Linked DNA regions of Mus musculus: region 2 is linked to region 1. Evidence: chromatin loops called from intact Hi-C (ENCODE). Cell type or tissue: left cerebral cortex. All regions are shown on one strand.

Evidence for each region. A loop is a pair of places that touch in the nucleus more often than their neighbours do. Peaks named below come from ENCODE experiments on the same cell type or tissue, not always from the same donor. Only the 100,000 strongest peaks of a DNase experiment are listed, where the experiment ranks them.
Region 2: it touches region 1 in a loop (2.0-fold over the local background); 2 of 42 quality-filtered maps call a loop at or near these places.

The regions. Positions count from the first base shown.
Region 1 is chr7:67,949,732-67,952,231 of GRCm38, forward strand. No RefSeq gene overlaps it. Among named protein-coding and RNA genes, the nearest start is that of Igf1r, 1.3 kb to the right of the region's middle. In left cerebral cortex, CTCF peaks have their summits at 1,335 (motif pointing left) and 1,536; DNase peaks (open chromatin) are centred at 1,398, 1,562 and 2,077; H3K4me3 peaks cover 2,152 bases; H3K27ac peaks cover 1,900 bases.
Region 2 is chr7:68,043,981-68,046,480 of GRCm38, forward strand. All of the region lies in intron 2 of Igf1r (insulin-like growth factor I receptor), which reads left to right. Among named protein-coding and RNA genes, the nearest start is that of Gm51488, 92 kb to the right of the region's middle. In left cerebral cortex, no CTCF peak of the experiment used is centred here; a DNase peak (open chromatin) is centred at 971.

The DNA of each region.
Region 1 (2,500 bases):
TACTGTTATTCCTCTGCATCTGAATTATATGCTGAGAGCACCAGGCTGGAGTTACTAAGGACCCCTTCGGTGCAGGGAATGCTCTGAAGAAATACTTTGATATTAGAAACCTGGATTTGTATTTTTAAATGTTGCATCTAAGTGAAAGTTCTAATGTATTTATTTCTTAACGTTCAGGAACATCTAAAACTGGCACAATTTATTTTAAAAACAAGGCAAGTTTCCGGTAAACAAAACAGCCCTATGTATGTACTTTTCTTTCCTTCCTTCGGAAACGTTCCTTCTATAGAACCGATTCACTGAACGTAGCTCAACATTTCCAAGGGAAAAACTGATTCAGATGATACAGAAAAATATGGGCTTAGTTTCCTTTACGGTAGCTTTTGATTTGTTTTCAGCTCTAAATTTAGTAAAAAAAAAAAAAAAAAAAAAAAAAAAAAATCCCTTATGAAAGATGGGGTGCATATAAATGCAATGCCGAAATCTTTTACTATTTGAGTAATGAAAGAAACCTTTCTTTGCTACAGAACTGGTCCTCTCCACCAACCAGACAGTCCGACTGTTTATAAGACAAACACTTCTATTTGATCCAGACATTCCCAACTCTTATGAGCCATCTTTTTATTTATCGTGGATATCAATTAGCCTGAGTCATGAAGCCCGACCGCATTAAGGGCGACACGTGATCAAATCACTATTTTTAAAAGTCCACGTATTTCAAACTCCTTTCTCTAGCCATTGCTGGTTTCTCCCCCTTTGAGGACCTGGCCTCCGCAGTGTTTGTTCATTAGATGGCAGTCCTGGGAAAGCCTCGTCTTGGGGAAACCTCTCCCCTGGCACAGTTGAGAAAAAACACCGAGGAGACTTGGGCTGGTGCTAGTTTCAAGTCACTTACAGATCAAATGAAGCTAGAGGGACGCGGAGGGGAGGGGGGAATGGAGGCAGGTGCGGGTGGGTTTCTGCAGTGGCCACCGATTCCGGGTGGCGGCCGCACATTCCTAAGACTGGGACCCGAGCCAGACGACGTTGTCCGGGTTAGGGTCCCCGCCCGCAATCCCCTCCCTGGGAAGCCCTCGGACACGCCCCCCAGCTGCGGGTTCCCGCAGCCTGACACGCGCTGCGGTCCTTCTCCGCAGCTGCCCACGTGGTGGAGCACGGACCAGCACGATGCGGTGGAGCGCCCTCAGGGCGGGAGAGGAATGGGGCTGGGAGGCCCGGCTAGCACGACCCAGCCGAGTCGGTCCCCGACTCGGGGCCCCCACATTTCCTCCCCCGGAGGGAGGGAGGCGACATTCCCGGAGCCAGCCCTCCCAGGCTGCGGTCGCGCCCTCTGGCGGCCGCCGCGGAGACGGGTCCTGGGCACGAGGGGCCGCCTGTCTGGGTTCCCTTTCCAGGGCTGGGGGCCCGCGGTGGAATCGCTGTGCTTCGAGAATAGAGCCTCGCGGACCGCACCCTGTCCGCTCCCCGACTGCGCGCAAGCACCGGAACACCCAAGGAGCGCCGCCACGGGCGCCCAAGCCTGGCGTGGAAAGTGCCTTGCGTAGCAGTCTTCAGGGGTCCCCTTTCCCCCAGGTGTGCCCCTCCCGTCGCGTCCGGGCTTTCCACCACACTGCGAAAAAAATGCCGCATGCATGCACTTATTTATTTATTTTGCAACAGCTGCAAGAAACAATGAAGCTTTTTCACGGAGTCGGCCAGCGCGCTCTCCAGCCGCGCTGTTGTTGTTTTCAATGAAGCTCCGAGGCCGCACTCCCCGCCCACCGCGCCCGCAGCCCGCCCGCTCTGCTGCCCGCCCGCCCTGCCGCCGCCCCCCTGGCCACCGAGTCCCACCGGCGCCCCGGGCATTGTTTTTTGGAGTCCTGCGGGAGGGGAGGGTGCGGACAGGGCCGGCCGGCGCAGTGCGGGTGGGGGCGGAAGCGTGGGCGCGCGCGTGGCTCAGTGTGCGCGCGGGGGCCGGCGCGGGTGGAGGCGCGGGGGGCGGTGCCTCCTGGGCCCGGCTCCCCACGCCCGCGCTCCGCTCCGCACGTCCCTGCGATCCCGAACTCCGGCTCTTGGCGCCTGCCGAGTCGGGGCCCGGCCCTCGGCGCGCCGGGACTGCGGCTGTAGCCGCTTGGAGTGTGCGCGCGGGCACGTGTGCGCGGCCCCGAGAGCGCGCGCGTAGAGCCCCCAGTGTGTGGCGGCGGCGGCGGCGGCGCGGTGAGGCTGAGGTTCTTGTTTACCAGCATTAACTCCGCTGAGCGGAAAAAAAAAGGAGGGGGGGGGGGAACCGAGGAGGAGCGAGCGCACCGGGCGAACTCGAGAGAGGCGAGCGACAGGGAAGCTGCCTGCGAGCCTGTCCCGGCGCGCCCGGCGCTCGCAGACCCTCGGCCCCGCTCTCCGGACCCTCCACGCCTCTCCCCGTGCCTGCGAGAGCTCCACGGCACGCGGCGTGCTCGGCTTTGACCTTCAGCGAGCCGGAGCCCCCGCGCACGGAGTCGGCGGCGGGCGGGGGCCGACGCGG
Region 2 (2,500 bases), 94 kb after region 1:
TCAGGAATGTGTCTAGGTTAGAGAACCAGGGAAATTTTGATATATCCCCCTTATAGAAAATGTGGCTTCACTCTCAAAAGTGCAGTTATAAAGTTAATTGAATTTCTCACACACACACACACACACACACACACACACACACACACACACACCCCAGCTACTTTTGGCTTAGTTCATTTAGTTTTAAAGTTATCTGCGGAGAGATTGAGAAGAATTCCGTGGTAGCCAAGCCATGGTGAATTAATGTTCCTCACAGATGGTTTTATTTCCTTGTATAATATTATTTGGATCACAAAGCACATAGCTTGGAAAACGTGAGCAGGAGGCCTTTCTGCTGTAGAGAAGTGATAACGTCAGGATCGCCGGATGTTTTGTTTCTTCTTGTTCTCCAGTTTGTCTTTCTTAAAAGGATGTAGTTGCTGGGCACTGCTTGGCCCCTTTCACTTTTGGAACAATCTCTGTTTGATACTGCAATGTTTCTGTCATTTTTAAGAACCTTTCATTTCTTACGAAAGCCTTGACTTTCCTTTGATAGGAATTCAAAGCCATTTACAGTGTATAACTTAACTCCTTTACCTATCTCTGTTGATGGTTTTCTACTTCATATTTCGTTCTTAATTAATAATGTTATCAGCACATTACATTGGATGAGTATCAGGACGTGGAGGTGGACATGGAGGTGACTGTGTGTGGACATTTTTTTTCTTTCCCTTAAAGAAAAAAAGACGTAGCATGAGCTCCCTTGTGGTTTCTGTTCCACTCTATTCCTGTCCCGGGGGCTTTGGACATAGAGGCCTCCTTTAGTGCCTCCTGTGCCCTTTCTCATTCTTCAAGTCTTGAGTCATCTCCAGGATGTCCCTGCCAGCAGTCTGCCTGTAAGTATTGAGAGAAGTTGCAGTTTCTAAAGTGCCAATTAGAAGCCGAGGGTTGGTGGGATAGTGGTGATAAGCTTTGGGGAGACCCTCAGCTCACCTACCAGCTGCCTCAGTCTGGGAGCTGGAAGCAACCACCCAAACACCCACCCAACTATATTGGGAAGTAGCACATGCTGTGGATGTAGCTGCTGACAGGCAGGGCCTTGGAAACCCACAGTGGGGTAGTTGAAAATCCTTCTTTCTGCCATTATTTTTTTTTTTAGAAGAATGAGCTAATAATAAAATATACCAGTAATGACTGGGTTTAACACTAGGTGTAAACGTTTCATCCTTACTCAACAGGCCAGTAAGGACTGGCCATCATCATCCCCTTCCCATAGGCTAAGTGTAGTCAGGATCGAAATCCAAGCTGACCTGAAGCAGCCATCGCAGGGTGTTTCCTGCCTCCCCTTCTGATAAATTATCCACGGGGCGATTGTTTTCAAAGTTTTGTATGCCTCCGAGGTACTCTGTATATATTCACCAATATGTCGACCAGTCGGTCATTAGCTGTTTGTGCAAATGCAGGTGTATCTGGTCTCTGCTTACAAGAGCCTGTAATCCCAGCATGTGGGGAACTTGAACAAGGATGGAATCCTGGAGCCCATCCAGGGATGCTTGACAAGACCTAGCTCAGAAAAACAGAGCAAAGTAAATAAAAACTTACACATACATGCATGCACGCACGCACACACACACACACACACACACACACGCAGGCACGCACACACAAACAGTTTAGTACTTCAGGTGATCTAGGTGTGTGACTCACTGGTAGATGTCTTGATTATCATACATAGAGCTCAGATCATAGATTAAGTGATCCAAACATTGTGTGCTGGGGAGTGGGTAATATACAGGTGGAAAACATACTGTCCTTGGTCTTTGTTTTTCCTCTCAGCATGTAAAAATAAATACATGCATCCAATATATTGGGCCTAGGTTTTTTAAAAGGGAGCTCATGATATTATATAAAGGATAGTTCTTAACAGTGTTTTGTATAGTTTTAATTAATTTTTCTTGATGTATAGATCACTTGTCCATTGCAAATATTTAAATAAGATTCTAAATTATAGAAGTTCATGATTTTCATGAATGATTCTTAATTAGCTATCTTATATCGATGGGCAAATATCATTAATCTGTTTCCCTTTGCTCCTAAACAAGATGATATTAAATTCTCTTGTTAATGACTACATATTCAACCTTGTCTGTTTACTGTTGCTTTTGTGTTTGTAGATAAGGGTACTCACTGTACTGGTTCAAATAAGAACCTTCTGTGCTTAAGCAATGGACACTCTGAGTTTTAGTCAGTAACAGTGTATTCCATCTAAGGCTGTTGTGTCCATTCCTGTTCTAATTTTAATTGAGAGAAGCTGATGCATTTCATTAAATGCCTTTTGACACAATGTAATTGTGAGCTCTTGCTTTTATTTTGTGGCATAATTTATATTGATTAGATTTTGAAATACTGAGTCATCTTTGCGTTCCTGAATAAACCATAATTGTTGCTAATATTTAATGTTTTATAATAGCAGTTTTGAGATGGGTCTGTAATTCTTACTATTTTGCTGTTAGGGTTATAT